Regions from separate parts of the Homo sapiens genome. Here region 2 is linked to region 1. Evidence: chromatin loops called from intact Hi-C (ENCODE). Cell type or tissue: PC-9. All regions are shown on one strand.

Evidence for each region. Peaks named below come from ENCODE experiments on the same cell type or tissue, not always from the same donor. Only the 100,000 strongest peaks of a DNase experiment are listed, where the experiment ranks them.
Region 2: it touches region 1 in a loop (26-fold over the local background); 2 of 110 quality-filtered maps call a loop at or near these places.

What each region holds. Positions count from the first base shown.
Region 1 is chr9:22,080,108-22,088,107 of GRCh38, reverse strand. The region is part of intron 12 of CDKN2B-AS1 (CDKN2B and CDKN2A antisense cis and trans regulatory RNA 1); the gene reads right to left. Among named protein-coding and RNA genes, the nearest start is that of CDKN2B, 75 kb to the right of the region's middle. In PC-9, no CTCF peak of the experiment used is centred here; DNase peaks (open chromatin) are centred at 2,767 and 3,247; H3K4me3 peaks cover 731 bases; H3K27ac peaks cover 4,114 bases.
Region 2 is chr9:21,970,255-21,978,254 of GRCh38, reverse strand. CDKN2A (cyclin dependent kinase inhibitor 2A) reads left to right here and starts at 3,398. Exons shown (of 3, transcript NM_000077.5): 1 at 3,398-3,577; 2 at 7,047-7,353. The coding sequence starts at 3,428. RefSeq lists an enhancer at 2,841-2,890 and silencers at 3,071-3,170, 3,391-3,440. In PC-9, no CTCF peak of the experiment used is centred here; a DNase peak (open chromatin) is centred at 3,134; H3K4me3 peaks cover 4,663 bases; H3K27ac peaks cover 3,179 bases.

The DNA.
Region 1 (8,000 bases):
TGATTTTAGAAGTCACTGCATGACATTTAGATAAATTCATATATTAACAGATATCCTCCTTTCTTTTAGTTCTTCTGATTGTGGCAAGGAAATAGTCTCAGTCAGTGGAAGGATTATTTTACCACTTCTATAACACTCCCTAGTCTCTCCTTTCAACAGAGACAGCAAGCCACAAGCTCAGAGTCTTCATAGGAAACTATATCTGGCAAATATTTAATAACATTATTTCACTCATGGCATTTCTTTTTATGACAATCTTCTATTTAAGGCAAATGATATCGGTTTTCAATTTATAGTTAGTGAAAAAGTTTCTCTTCAAAATAAATGGATATAATTTTTTAAAGGAGAGACAACTTAAGGAAAAATATTTCTATTAGTGCAGATGATACAAGGATATGACAAAATCAAAGAAGTGGTATGCAAATGACAGAAATTAGGAAAACATCAGACTAAACAATTGCTAATCAAGTCATGCTTTTATTTTCAAAAGATTGACAGTCTATTCAATTTATTTAGGACAAATATTATAATCAGCAATAGAAATTTCCACTAGGCATTTCTGAAAAATAAGCATAAACTGTGAGAGATGCATTTAGCATTGATTAGTTAGGATGCTTTCAGGTACTTGTAATAAAAAACACAACTAAAAGCATCTTTAAAAAACTAAGGATTATTTCCTGATGGTTCCAGGGTAGATTCAGTCAATGGTTCAATGTCATCAGGGATCCAGTTTCTTGCTATACTGTCCTCTGCCACCGGTAGCATGTAATTGTATCCTCAGACTTGTCCCCTCATGGTCTGAAGATGGCTTCCATAGCACCAACTCTTCACCCAACAGTGACCAGAGTCAAGAAAGTATAAACCACAACTTTTTGGTCCCCTTCAAGGGGAAAGAAAACTTACCTTAAAGTTTCCCATATTTGCCCTCCCATTTCATAAGCAAAGTTGCACCTCTTCTCCATATCTAAATCAAACATTTCCAAGAAAAAGGGGAGTTACCACCATGGCCTTAGGCTACTCCTGATTCACTACAGGGGCTAAGGAGGGGCTAAAGAAGATCATGTGACTAGTAACTGACCAATAATGGGGTTCTCTTGGCAAGGAAGTATGAAGAAAACTTCCCTGCGTAGGCAATTCACATGGCTTGCCATAGTGTGCATTAACATAGGTTGTAACAATTCTGGAGGGGCACAGAGAGGCTGATAATTAATGTTGGAAAAAATATTATTCAGAATCACAAATAAGTAATACAAATCTGGGCCATATGGATAAAATACACACAGTAGATACAGTTTGGAAACTAATCGTTTATTAAGATTCCAGATAAAATAAGATCTCAAAATAAATAAATGGATAGATAAATAAATAATCTCTGGGGTTCAAAAAATATTGATTGGCTGGTAATCATTCTCCCCTATCCCAGCTGCCTCAGACCCTGTGAGCAGGAGAAAGATAAGATAGGGCAAACCAGGGCAATAAAAATGTGGGTTACTGTTATTGTTTTTAAGAATTTCATATTTTCTAAAAGCTTCAGAGAAGTCATGGGAAAAAAAGAATATTATTGAACTCTAGTAGACATTTTCACTTTTTAACTTTCAACTTACATGTGAGATAAGTGAGGGGCATCTTCATCTCACGTGTGCTTGGGACTTGTAAATGTTTTAATCTGGCCCTGACGGGTAAATTTCTCTCCAAAAAAAACTGAGGTTAGATATAAACTTCCAACTCACCTTTCTCAAGTTACTTGTGTTTTAAATACTTTTAATTATGCTACTTTTTAAGCATAATTCTTGGCTTTATTCTCTACTCCAAAAGGAGCAGAATAAAATAAATGGCTGAGTAGGATCTGAACTGAGATATGAGAAGAGAGGAAGGGCCATTAAACAAACACTGATCAAGCTCCTTGGGGCTATCAAGTTCTTTGTATCTATTCTGATTTTCATCTCAATAATAACTCTACCACATTGAGATTTTTATTCCAATTTTAAATATGTTGAATTAAGGGATAGAGTAGGAGAGTGATTTGATAAAGTTTATAAATCTAGTAATAGCAGAATGAAGATTTAAATTCTGGAAGTTTGAATCTTCTGACCCCCAAGGTTCATCTTCTTTCTGTTGAACTATCCTGCCTCTCGAGGGTTTGTGTTGCCAAATACTTAAGGACAAAATCAAGAGATTGTGAAATTGAATCAAAGAAATGGGCTACGAGATGCAAAGAAATAGAAAAACAAGTCAAAACCTAATCCAGGCAACAAATAGACATTTGGCACAGGAGACCTGGACACTTGTCTAGACATGGTCAGAGAAAGGAGGGAGGTCAAGGATCAGTAGTGACTCCAAGATACCCTGAGATATAAAGAGAGGGACTTTTTTTTTTTTTTTTTTTTGAGACGGAGTCTCGCTCTGTTGCCCTCGCTGGAGTGCAGTGGCACGATCTCGGCTCACTGCAAGCTCCTCCTCCAGGGTTCACGCCATTCTCCTGCCTCAGCTTCCCGAGTACCTGGGACTACAGGGGCCCGCCACCACACCTGGCTAATTTTTTGTATTTTTTAGTAGAGACGGGGTTTCACCGTGTTAGCCAGGGTGGTCTTGATCTCCTGACCTCGTGATCCGCCCGCCTCAGCCTCCCAAAGTGCTGGGAATTACAGGCGTGAGCCACCGCGCCCGGCCAGAGAGGGAACTTTTATATGTTCCTTGGTGTGGGGCCAGAACAAGATGTAGGTGTGGCTAGGTCCTTGGGATAAACAGGCACACCTGAGGAATAAGGAATGCACTTGGCAGGGTGGGGTTGGGATAAGCATACCTTGAGGGTAAGCTTGCTTTTTCCCAGTTAGGTGAGATTTCCTTTACCTCATACAAATTAATCTGTGGGCAAACTAGCTACCTAACTCTTAATTAACTGATAAACTTTTTTCTCCTTGATCATAACCCAAGTATTGGAAATGTATAAAGAAGTTCTTTATAGATAGAAGTTCTTTTTGTCATGCATTTTAGTAACCACAGTTTATTGGGGATTATCAAAGCTATGAGAATGTTACCATATTTGAGTTCTCTGTGGAAAAATGTTCACTCTACTAACATTTCTCCTGTTCTCATACCAAAACACTGTGCTGGGGTTGCCTGAGTTGTCGTCTGGGTGTTCGTGTTATCTTAGATATCTGTCACTTATGGAGATTAAGTATCATATTACAGCTGCTGGCTCAGATGATTCCACAATTTCAGCTGTATGACTCAGCTTGTGGAAAAGAATGCAATTTCTTTAGTGTATCAGTTTTAACCAGCCAGTCTTCATAATGAATGCCCTGTGCATTTTTCACAGCCCTACTCATTCTTACAGTGCTACCAAGAAGACATGGCAAATGTCTGTATTTACCTAAACCTAAAGATAAACAATGTTACTGCTGAGACATATTTTCAATCTGGGATTACCAAGAACCCATTTTAGTTTCAACCCAAAGTTGGATATGCCCCACAAAACAATTTGGGAGGTCAAATCATGCAACAGAACTCCCAGAGACAAAAACCCATATCACACCCCTGCCCACCCCCTTTCTCTGAGAGTAAAAAAAATGTAGCCTACCCACATGCTGTTAGACAAAGGCTGAAAGGTGCTTTGATCAGGCCAATACTCTGCTCCCTGGGAAGTACACAAACTCTTCTATTAAATATAATTTACTACATGGCCAATTTCTCAAGAGAAATTCAACTGAGTTTTAAATAAAGTTTTCTGTATTTAAACATAATATAAAATTAACCTGCAAAATTTAATAGTGGTAGATTATATTGCTTCTTTTACGAAGGTAATATAGAAGTTGTCATGCCTGACCTAGGAACAGCCCTTTTGTGAAATAGCCCTAAAGCTCTAAGCCTAGAGTCAGAAAGAGACTTGGGCTCAAATTCTGGCTCAATTATTTGACTATATTACCTTGGGTGTGTTACATAACCTGCCTAAATCTCTTCATCTAAAACACAGGAAAAATAAATTTTACTTTAACAATTGTTGGTGTGAATCCAATGAAATGGTGCAAGTAACTACTTACAACAATGCATGAATCTTAAGGAACTGTTAAGAAAGGTAATGTAAATTTTAAAAGCAAAAGTTTCAATCAATGGTCAGAAAGAGATTTAAGATCACAAAGATGTAAAGTGATTAATTATTGAGGGAAAACTGAAGTTTTGAGTATTTTGAAAATTCCATGTAATATATAGCGCCATCACCACCCAAACACCAGTGTCCTCCATATCTAAATCTACAGCCTTGACCTCTGTTCTAAGCGTTAGACTCTAATATCCAACTAAATCCACAGGACCAGTCCATCTCAACACATCCAAAACTGAACTCAGCATCTTACCTACCCTCCAAAAACTTCACTGAGTCACAAAATTCAGAAACCTGGATGCCACCCTAAAATCTTTTCTTTCTCTCATTCTCCACCCCAAACATCTAAATATAGGCTGATCGAGCTGTGGTTCTTGAACCTGGCAGAGCTTCAGCATCACCTAGGGTGCTTTATAAGAATACCAAGTTGTATTCCAGAGATTCTGATTCAGAATATTCAAGGTATGCCATGGGAATCTTCATTCAAAAATAAAAACAAAACCTCCATGAGAACTGGCTACTCATTGAGATTTGGGAGCCACTGTTGTAGTATACCTTCTTACCATATCTCATATCTGTACCTTCCTCTCTGTCCCAGCGGTAGCATTCTTACCTCTGACCCTCCTGTCTCTCTTGAATGAAATCATTCCATAAGTGGGCACTCTGCATCCCCTGCACTCCATCCCATTAATTCATCCTTCCCAGTGCTTCCAGATCCATTTATCTAAACCCAGCCTTCAGAGAAAAATACATCTAAATTCAAATCCCTGCTTTGCTAATTACCAGGTCTATAGCCTTGAGCAAGTTAGTTCATCTCTGTATGATGCAATTTTCTCATGAGAAAAATGGGAATCTATTAAATGTGATTTAGATGGGATAACATACGTATAGTTCTTAGTACAGGGCATGGCATATAACAAGCTATTAGTGTTATTATCATTATTGTTTTTGTTATTATGACACAAATCTAATCATGTAATTCATGTTACATGTCCTCTTCCTGCTACCAGCCTTCTTTTCTGTGACAGAACCCCAGGATTAGGCCTTCTTGATTCCAATTGGCTTTCTCAAGCCTGAACCTCTAATGATCACTATCATGAGCCATCTTCTAATATTGCACCTGTCTTTCCAGATTTCTTTCCGTGGCTTACACCTGATTATATGGCTTAGTCAAATGGAAATAGTCTAATTTGGTTTATCCCCTGCCCATGTCTGACTTACCTAACTACCAGCAAGCTAGAGTCGGGTATCCTCACTCTACATGAAGTTGGTAAACACAATCCTCTACATGTTTTCTATAGTTCCCAATTTACTACAGGTATAAAATATACATAATTATATGCTCCTCCTTAAAAATAAAGTTCTGACTATTTCCTAGCCAGTACTTAAAGCTTAAGCTCCGATAGCAATAAAGTACTGGCTACGAATTAGTCAGAACATCAAAATCATGATACGTTTATCTATTCCTTCATTCAACAAATTTTGGAGTGCAGTGGGATTAAGATATAATGGACTCAGTTCCAAGTCTGGCTCTGTAGCTTTCCACATGTGTGATCTTGAGCAAGTTACCTAATGTCACTGGGCCTCTATATCATGATCAACAAAAGGAGGAAATAACATTTTCTGATGAGATTGATGTGAATAGTGAGCCACTAGCACACTTTATGCCTTGTACAAGAAATCAAAACACAGTTATGCTGCTACTGTTATATAAAGAGCAATAATGAGGGTGATGACAATGTCATAACATATCACTGCTTTCAAGACCCGCTATAACTAGCAGACCAGCAGAAAGAGAAAAGTACAACCAGACCAACAGGCCCAAAATTATAAAAATCAACTCTGCAGTAAGACTGGCCTGTAAGGGAAGTGATTAATCTTGTGAATTAAAATGTTAGGGAAAACAAGTGAACTGGGGACCAGTTTAAAGAGATGTCATTTTCTTAAGTATAGGTAGGTCTGGAGGATGAGACCAACAAGAGGTCAATACCTTTATCAGGGAGTAAAACTTGGGTTTCAGAAAGGTGCATGGTGGTTGAAGCAAGACCCCAGCCACAGGCTGGGGGTATATGAAGGAAAGAGGAGACAGAGTAAAAAAAACTCCTGGGAAAATACATTTGTAGAACACAACAACCCCAAAAATGATGATGATAGCCAGCTTTCACTGAGTGTCCATTAAGGATTGGGTGCCATGTTCTTCCTTTCTACATTTTCCCTATTTTTCATAACACTGTAAAAGATTGGGTGCCAGATGGGGAAACTGAGTCAGAGGGAAAAGTGTCAGAGATTTTTTCAAGATTACACAACTAATAGACAAGCTTCCTAGGCTGGAGTCTAATCATGAAAGCACTTGAAGGGGGAGTTTCAGCTCACTGATCATGGGCCTGTCCCAGGGGCTGTGTTGAATTAATTTGCATGCTGTGCTCAGACCCACAACTTGTTCCCATTTCTGTAATCCCTAAAATCTCTTTTCCTGGGATCAGGCCAGGCAGGGCCAAGTCTCTGGAGTAGAGAAGAACTTAGGTGACTCAAGTGTCAACTTTGGGTTGGTAATACCTAGCCTAAACAACTCTATATTTCCAAATCAGACAAGAGTTCACTCATAAATCTCCTACACTCTGTCCATCACTTCAAAGTAAATAACCTCCCCAAGAATCGATTCTAGAGAGTTAATTCAAAATACTCAAGACACATTGCCTCATTAGTTATAATGTAAAAAAAAAAAAAAAAAAAGCTAAAGAACAAAATATCTGATAACATGGGAATGAATAAGTAACTTGGGGCACAACCCCATAAAAACAGTCATTAAAAACTTGTATGACAAAATGTACATGACAACTTCAAAACAACATCAAATAGACTTATGATATAAGCTACAGTTTTAAAAGGAGTCAAAATTATATTGCCATATGGACCTAATTGTATTTTTATTTAAAGCATAGAACAGAACTAAAAGAAAAAAATGTACTGCAGTATGAACAAGGGTTGACTCTAGGTAGTCGGAGTGGAGATTAAACTCTTTATTTTTCTACTAGCTGACATTTTATGATATTTTTAAGAAGCATAGGCTAATTCTCATGCAAAAAAACACAAAATATTTCAAATAAAAAGAACTAGCTTCCTAAAAAGTCATAGTACTTTTGGAATAGTTTCTGAGTCTGGCTCAGCCCACCCTCCTATTTTCTTTGTCATGTAGCTATAATTCCATGACCCAGCAGTCTGGTGGCCTGTGGTCATCAGAACTATCAAGTAATTTCCCTTAAGTTTTAAAGGTTTTGCCATTTTCTCCACTACCTTACAAAAAGCCTTCAACAGGTTTTTGGCTCTGCAAACTGTCAGAAATACAGTCTTCCTTCCAACAGCCCATTTCCATAGAGTGATGTGGTAAAACACAGGACCACACAGGCAAAGCCTGGTTTTAATTGTTAAACATTTCCCATTGTGTTTGATTTTCTTCTCCCTGATGGGCTTCACTAGAACTCATCTGTAAAGCTCTCCTTAAAGACTCTCAACCCAAATAGGGCTGCCCCCGCTGCCCCTCCACAGTGTATTGTGAACAGAAGTAGCTAGGTCACAAGCTCACATCAGCCAATGATAGCTCAGAATCTTTAGCTCAGAAGGAAACGATGCCAGCTTGATCATAGTGAACACGGAAAATATCAAAGGACCCTTGTTACTCTCTTCTAGTGGTCGGTACATTTCTAAGTTTCTGTTCCAAAATACTTTGGCAGCCATTTTACTCCAGGGAGCCAGGGAGGGGAAAGTCTGTTCTTGCAACATTACCAAACAGCTTGGGGAAAACCCAATCCTTTCACACATAAACAGGGCTGGCTACATCTGACTGCACAGAGCCAGCCAAACTGGGATTCCTTAACAGCTCACGCCTTTGGTGATTATTCAT
Region 2 (8,000 bases), 110 kb after region 1:
TTTTAGAGTACATGTGCACAATGTGCAGGTTTGTTACATATGTATACATGTGCCATGTTGGTGTGCTGCACCCATCAACTCATCATTTAGCATTAGGTATATCTCCTAATGCTATCCCTCCCCCCTCCCCCCTACATAAGATTTATAATGGATAATGGACTTCAATTTCTAGAGCAAAATGGCCCCACCCAAGGATGCCATAATCCTTCCAGAGCTCTACTGCAAGATATGAGATATACATATCTAAAACTTGTTCTTGGTATTTCCAAAGCAGTCAACTTTTACACCTGTTTATAATGCATCCAAATGTTGTTTTTATATGGTTGCATCTCCCATCTTCTTCACCAATAGCTATATATATTTTTCACAAGAGCTGAAAGAGTTCTTGATGTAGGAATCCATGGTAGAGTTTCAGAGAAATCCCTGAATTCACTGAAAGTTTTATCTAGAAATACATGTGCAAGTGAACACATCTTTTTTAAAAAAAATCATTACCTACTTTCTTTTTTGAGAAGAAGGTATTTATTTCAACAGACTCTTGAAGGAGCCTACTCTTCCCACTCTCCCACCCCCATTAAGAACCACTGTAGGCCGGGCACGATGGCTCATGCCTGTAATCCCAGCACTTTGGGAGGCTAAGGTGGGTGGATCACCTGAGGTCAGGAGTTCGAGACAAGCCTAGCCAACATAGTGAAACCCCGTCTCTACTAATAATACAAAAATTAGCTGGGTATGGCAGCATGTGCCTGTAATCCCAGCTACTCGGGAGGCTGAGGCAGGAGAATTGCTCGAACCCGGGAGGCGGAGGTTGCAGTGAACCGAGAGAGATCGTGCGGTGCCATTTCACTCCAGCCTGGGCAACAGAGCGAAACTCCATCTCAAAAAAACACACAAAACAAACAAACAAAAAGAAAGAACCATTGTATTAGTGATGGAAATGTGTTCCCTCCCTCCCATCCTGGCAACCACTTTCTTCCTCCTCCATCATAAAATATCTTAAACTAAACTAAAATAATTTTATTTATCGATAGTTTGAATTTTCCCTATCATTGCTACACAGCTAATTGAGAGGTACCCCGAGGAAAATATAAATGGTACAGTAATGCATTGTAGATTTTAATAACATACTTGACATCCCAAATTGTTTTCATTGGCTTCATTTTAAAAACTACATGTTTTAAAATCAAGCAGACACTAAAAGTACAAGATATACTGGGTCTACAAGGTTTAAGTCAACCAGGGATTGAAATATAACTTTTAAACAGAGCTGGATTATCCAGTAGGCAGATTAAGCATGTGCTTAAGGCATCAGCAAAGTCTGAGCAATCCATTTTTTAAAACGTAGTACATGTTTTTGATAAGCTTAAAAAGTAGTAGTCACAGGAAAAATTAGAACTTTTACCTCCTTGCGCTTGTTATACTCTTTAGTGCTGTTTAACTTTTCTTTGTAAGTGAGGGTGGTGGAGGGTGCCCATAATCTTTTCAGGGAGTAAGTTCTTCTTGGTCTTTCTTTCTTTCTTTCTTTCTTTTTTTCTTGAGACCAAGTTTCGCTCTTGTCTCCCAGGCTGGAGTGCAATGGCGCGATCTCGGCTCACTGCAACCTCCGCCTTCTCCTGGGTTCAAGCGATTCTCCTACATCAGCCTCCGAGTAGCTGGGATTACAGGCATGCGCCACCAAGCCCCGCTAATTTTGTATTTTTTAGTAGAGACAGGGTTTCGCCATGTTGGTCAGGCTTGTCTCGAACTCCTGGCCTCAGGTGATCCGCCTGTCTCGGCCTCCCAGAATGCTGGGATTATAGACGTGAGCCACCGCATCCGGACTTTCCTTTTATGTAATAGTGATAATTCTATCCAAAGCATTTTTTTTTTTTTTTTTGAGTCGGAGTCTCATTCTGTCACCCAGGCTGGAGGGTGGTGGCGCGATCTCGGCTTACTGCAACCTCTGCCTCCCGGGTTCAAGCGATTCTCCTGCCTCAGCCTCCTGAGTAGCTGGAATTACACACGTGCGCCACCATGGCCAGCTAATTTTTGTATTTTTAGTAGAGACGGGGTGTCACCATTTTGGCCAAGCTGGCCTCGAACTCCTGACCTCAGGTGATCTGCCCGCCTCGGCTTCCCAAAGTGCTGGGATTACAGGTGTGAGCCACCGCGTCCTGCTCCAAAGCATTTTCTTTCTATGCCTCAAAACAAGATTGCAAGCCAGTCCTCAAAGCGGATAATTCAAGAGCTAACAGGTATTAGCTTAGGATGTGTGGCACTGTTCTTAAGGCTTATATGTATTAATACATCATTTAAACTCACAACAACCCCTATAAAGCAGGGGGCACTCATATTCCCTTCCCCCTTTATAATTACGAAAAATGCAAGGTATTTTCAGTAGGAAAGAGAAATGTGAGAAGTGTGAAGGAGACAGGACAGTATTTGAAGCTGGTCTTTGGATCACTGTGCAACTCTGCTTCTAGAACACTGAGCACTTTTTCTGGTCTAGGAATTATGACTTTGAGAATGGAGTCCGTCCTTCCAATGACTCCCTCCCCATTTTCCTATCTGCCTACAGGCAGAATTCTCCCCCGTCCGTATTAAATAAACCTCATCTTTTCAGAGTCTGCTCTTATACCAGGCAATGTACACGTCTGAGAAACCCTTGCCCCAGACAGCCGTTTTACACGCAGGAGGGGAAGGGGAGGGGAAGGAGAGAGCAGTCCGACTCTCCAAAAGGAATCCTTTGAACTAGGGTTTCTGACTTAGTGAACCCCGCGCTCCTGAAAATCAAGGGTTGAGGGGGTAGGGGGACACTTTCTAGTCGTACAGGTGATTTCGATTCTCGGTGGGGCTCTCACAACTAGGAAAGAATAGTTTTGCTTTTTCTTATGATTAAAAGAAGAAGCCATACTTTCCCTATGACACCAAACACCCCGATTCAATTTGGCAGTTAGGAAGGTTGTATCGCGGAGGAAGGAAACGGGGCGGGGGCGGATTTCTTTTTAACAGAGTGAACGCACTCAAACACGCCTTTGCTGGCAGGCGGGGGAGCGCGGCTGGGAGCAGGGAGGCCGGAGGGCGGTGTGGGGGGCAGGTGGGGAGGAGCCCAGTCCTCCTTCCTTGCCAACGCTGGCTCTGGCGAGGGCTGCTTCCGGCTGGTGCCCCCGGGGGAGACCCAACCTGGGGCGACTTCAGGGGTGCCACATTCGCTAAGTGCTCGGAGTTAATAGCACCTCCTCCGAGCACTCGCTCACGGCGTCCCCTTGCCTGGAAAGATACCGCGGTCCCTCCAGAGGATTTGAGGGACAGGGTCGGAGGGGGCTCTTCCGCCAGCACCGGAGGAAGAAAGAGGAGGGGCTGGCTGGTCACCAGAGGGTGGGGCGGACCGCGTGCGCTCGGCGGCTGCGGAGAGGGGGAGAGCAGGCAGCGGGCGGCGGGGAGCAGCATGGAGCCGGCGGCGGGGAGCAGCATGGAGCCTTCGGCTGACTGGCTGGCCACGGCCGCGGCCCGGGGTCGGGTAGAGGAGGTGCGGGCGCTGCTGGAGGCGGGGGCGCTGCCCAACGCACCGAATAGTTACGGTCGGAGGCCGATCCAGGTGGGTAGAGGGTCTGCAGCGGGAGCAGGGGATGGCGGGCGACTCTGGAGGACGAAGTTTGCAGGGGAATTGGAATCAGGTAGCGCTTCGATTCTCCGGAAAAAGGGGAGGCTTCCTGGGGAGTTTTCAGAAGGGGTTTGTAATCACAGACCTCCTCCTGGCGACGCCCTGGGGGCTTGGGAAGCCAAGGAAGAGGAATGAGGAGCCACGCGCGTACAGATCTCTCGAATGCTGAGAAGATCTGAAGGGGGGAACATATTTGTATTAGATGGAAGTATGCTCTTTATCAGATACAAAATTTACGAACGTTTGGGATAAAAAGGGAGTCTTAAAGAAATGTAAGATGTGCTGGGACTACTTAGCCTCCAATTCACAGATACCTGGATGGAGCTTATCTTTCTTACTAGGAGGGATTATCAGTGGAAATCTGTGGTGTATGTTGGAATAAATATCGAATATAAATTTTGATCGAAATTATTCAGAAGCGGCCGGGCGCGGTGCCTCACGCCTTGTAATCCCTTCACTTTGGGAGATCAAGGCGGGGGGAATCACCTGAGGTCGGGAGTTCGAGACCAGCCTGGCCAACAGGTGAAACCTCGCCTCTACTAAAAATACAAAAAGTAGCCGGGGGTGGTGGCAGGCGCCTGTAATCCCAGCTACTCGGGAGGTTGAGGCAGGAGAATCGCTTGAACCCGGGAGGCTGAGGTTGTAGTGAACAGCGAGATGGAGCCACTTCACTCCAGCCTGGGTGACAGAGTGAGACTTTGTCGAAAGAAAGAAAGAGAGAAAGAGAGAGAGAAAAATTATTCAGAAGCAACTACATATTGTGTTTATTTTTAACTGAGTAGGGCAAATAAATATATGTTTGCTGTAGGAACTTAGGAAATAATGAGCCACATTCATGTGATCATTCCAGAGGTAATATGTAGTTACCATTTTGGGAATATCTGCTAACATTTTTGCTCTTTTACTATCTTTAGCTTACTTGATATAGTTTATTTGTGATAAGAGTTTTCAATTCCTCATTTTTGAACAGAGGTGTTTCTCCTCTCCCTACTCCTGTTTTGTGAGGGAGTTAGGGGAGGATTTAAAAGTAATTAATACATGGGTAACTTAGCATCTCTAAAATTTTGCCAACAGCTTGAACCCGGGAGTTTGGCTTTGTAGTCCTACAATATCTTAGAAGAGACCTTATTTGTTTAAAAACAAAAAGGAAAAAGAAAAGTGGATAGTTTTGACAATTTTTAATGGAGACGGGAGAAGAACATGTAGAAAAGGGGAAATGATGTTGGCTTAGAATCCTAACTACATTGGTGTTTAATATAGGAACATTTATTTATATAACATTTTAAAGTACTAAATTCATATTAGTATATTATCAAATGGATATATTATCAAATGGGTTTAAGCATCCTACACATTTTAATTCAATTGATTCATTTTCTTTTTGCTTTGGATTTCTATCATGATTTAAATATTTACATATGGGTTACTTTTTAGATTTTTCATACTATGAAATATAAGAAAAACCTTTAAGGCTAGTTTTATGACCAAGACGAAGGACTTCATTGAATACACAAAACAATAAATATACTGCAACATTTTGTCTTTCTTTTTGTAGCTGCAATTTGGTTTGCTTATACTTTCTCTTTGTCTCTTTGAAAACTGAGTCAGTTTCACTTTCTCAGGACAGGATTTAATAACCATAATATAATTTAGTATAATTCCTTGATTTAGGCAAATTATGCAATTTGTGTTTAGTATGAAATGTACCTAAAAATAAGTAACTCCTCTTTAACACCACCATCCTCAAACTAATATAACAAATAACAGTTATCCTAAAATAAATTGTCTACTTCCACCATGCAGCACTCAAATTTTAAGGTTGCTATGACTGCAGACAGTATTTTAAAATTCCTCTCTGGAAATGGCTTTGTTTCCAAGATGATTTAGGAACCAAAGAGGTGACCATCTCTTGTTTAATGAACTCTCAAATCATAAACCTGGGAAGTGTTTTAGTTTCCTACTGCTGCTGTTACAAATTATCACAAATGTGTTAGCTAAAACAAACACAAAATTATTATTTTACAGTTCTAGAGATCAGAAGTCAAAAATGGGTCCACAAGGTTTCATTCCTTTTGGAAACTCTAAGGGGCAATCTGTTTCCTTGTCTTTTCCAGCTTCTAGTGACCATCAAATTCCTTGGCTCATGGTCTCTGTATTTTCTCTGTGGCCTGTGCTTCCATTCTTGTATCTTCTCTCTGACTGTGACCCTCTAATAAAAACACTTGGGGTTATGTTGGGCCCACCCTGAAAATTCTGGATAATCTCCCTCAAGACCATTAATTAAATCACATCTGCAAAGCCTCTTTTGCCACATAAGTTAATGTATTAAAAGTTTTTGAGGATTAGGACATAGACATTGGGGGTGGGGGGGCATTATTCAGCCTACCACAGGAAGGAATTTTAGGGTTAATTAAACTAGCCTTCTTATTTTATACTTGAAGAAATTGAAGTTTTGGAATTGGAGAGCATTATGCTAAATGAAATAAGCCAAACACAGAAAGACAAATATCACATGTTCTCACTTATCTGTGAAATATAAAACAATTACATTCTTAGCAGTAAAGAGTAGAATGGTGGTTACTAGAGCTGGGGGGTGGGAGGAATGGGGAGATGGTAATCAAGATATAAAGCCTCAGTTAAGATGGGAGGAATAAGTTTGATTGTTTTTTTTGAGATGTGTTTCATAGCATGATGAATATAGCTAAATAGTAAATCCCAAATGCTCTCATTTGACAAAAATGTCAAATATTTGAGATGATGGATAGGTTACTTAGCTTGACTTAATAATTCCCCATTGTGTTCAAAGATCATAACTTCATATTGTACCACATAAATATATACAACTGTACTATCCCAATATATAATTTTAAAACTAATATAATGAAAAAGAAATTGAAGTTCAACATTCCCAGAAGCTAAGTGTAACTTAAAAGTTTTGTGAGAATTTGTTTTAACAAACAAACAAGTTTTCTCTTTTTAACAATTACCACATTCTGCGCTTGGATATACAGCAGTGAACAAAAAAAAAAAAAAAAATCTCCAGGCCTAACATAATTTCAGGAAGAAATTTCAGTAGTTGTATCTCAGGGGAAATACAGGAAGTTAGCCTGGAGTAAAAGTCAGTCTGTCCCTGCCCCTTTGCTATTTTGCCCGTGCCTCACAGTGCTCTCTGCCTGTGACGACAGCTCCGCAGAAGTTCGGAGGATATAATGGAATTCATTGTGTACTGAAGAATGGATAGAGAACTCAAGAAGGAAATTGGAAACTGGAAGCAAATGTAGGGGTAATTAGACACCTGGGGCTTGTGTGGGGGTCTGCTTGGCGGTGAGGGGGCTCTACACAAGCTTCCTTTCCGTCATGCCGGCCCCCACCCTGGCTCTGACCATTCTGTTCTCTCTGGCAGGTCATGATGATGGGCAGCGCCCGAGTGGCGGAGCTGCTGCTGCTCCACGGCGCGGAGCCCAACTGCGCCGACCCCGCCACTCTCACCCGACCCGTGCACGACGCTGCCCGGGAGGGCTTCCTGGACACGCTGGTGGTGCTGCACCGGGCCGGGGCGCGGCTGGACGTGCGCGATGCCTGGGGCCGTCTGCCCGTGGACCTGGCTGAGGAGCTGGGCCATCGCGATGTCGCACGGTACCTGCGCGCGGCTGCGGGGGGCACCAGAGGCAGTAACCATGCCCGCATAGATGCCGCGGAAGGTCCCTCAGGTGAGGACTGATGATCTGAGAATTTGTACCCTGAGAGCTTCCAAAGCTCAGAGCATTCATTTTCCAGCACAGAAAGTTCAGCCCGGGAGACCAGTCTCCGGTCTTGCCTCAGCTCACGCGCCAATCGGTGGGACGGCCTGAGTCTCCCTATCGCCCTGCCCCGCCAGGGCGGCAAATGGGAAATAATCCCGAAATGGACTTGCGCACGTGAAAGCCCATTTTGTACATTATACTTCCCAAAGCATACCACCACCCAAACACCTACCCTCTGCTAGTTCAAGGCCTAGACTGCGGAGCAATGAAGACTCAAGAGGCTAGAGGTCTAGTGCCCCCTCTTCCTCCAAACTAGGGCCAGTTGCATCCACTTACCAGGTCTGTTTCCTCATTTGCATACCAAGCTGGCTGGACCAACCTCAGGATTTCCAAACCCAATTGTGCGTGGCATCATCTGGAGATCTCTCGATCTCGGCTCTTCTGCACAACTCAACTAATCTGACCCTCCTCAGCTAATCTGACCCTCCGCTTTATGCGGTAGAGTTTTCCAGAGCTGCCCCAGGGGGTTCTGGGGACATCAGGACCAAGACTTCGCTGACCCTGGCAGTCTGTGCACCGGAGTTGGCTCCTTTCCCTCTTAAACTTGTGCAAGA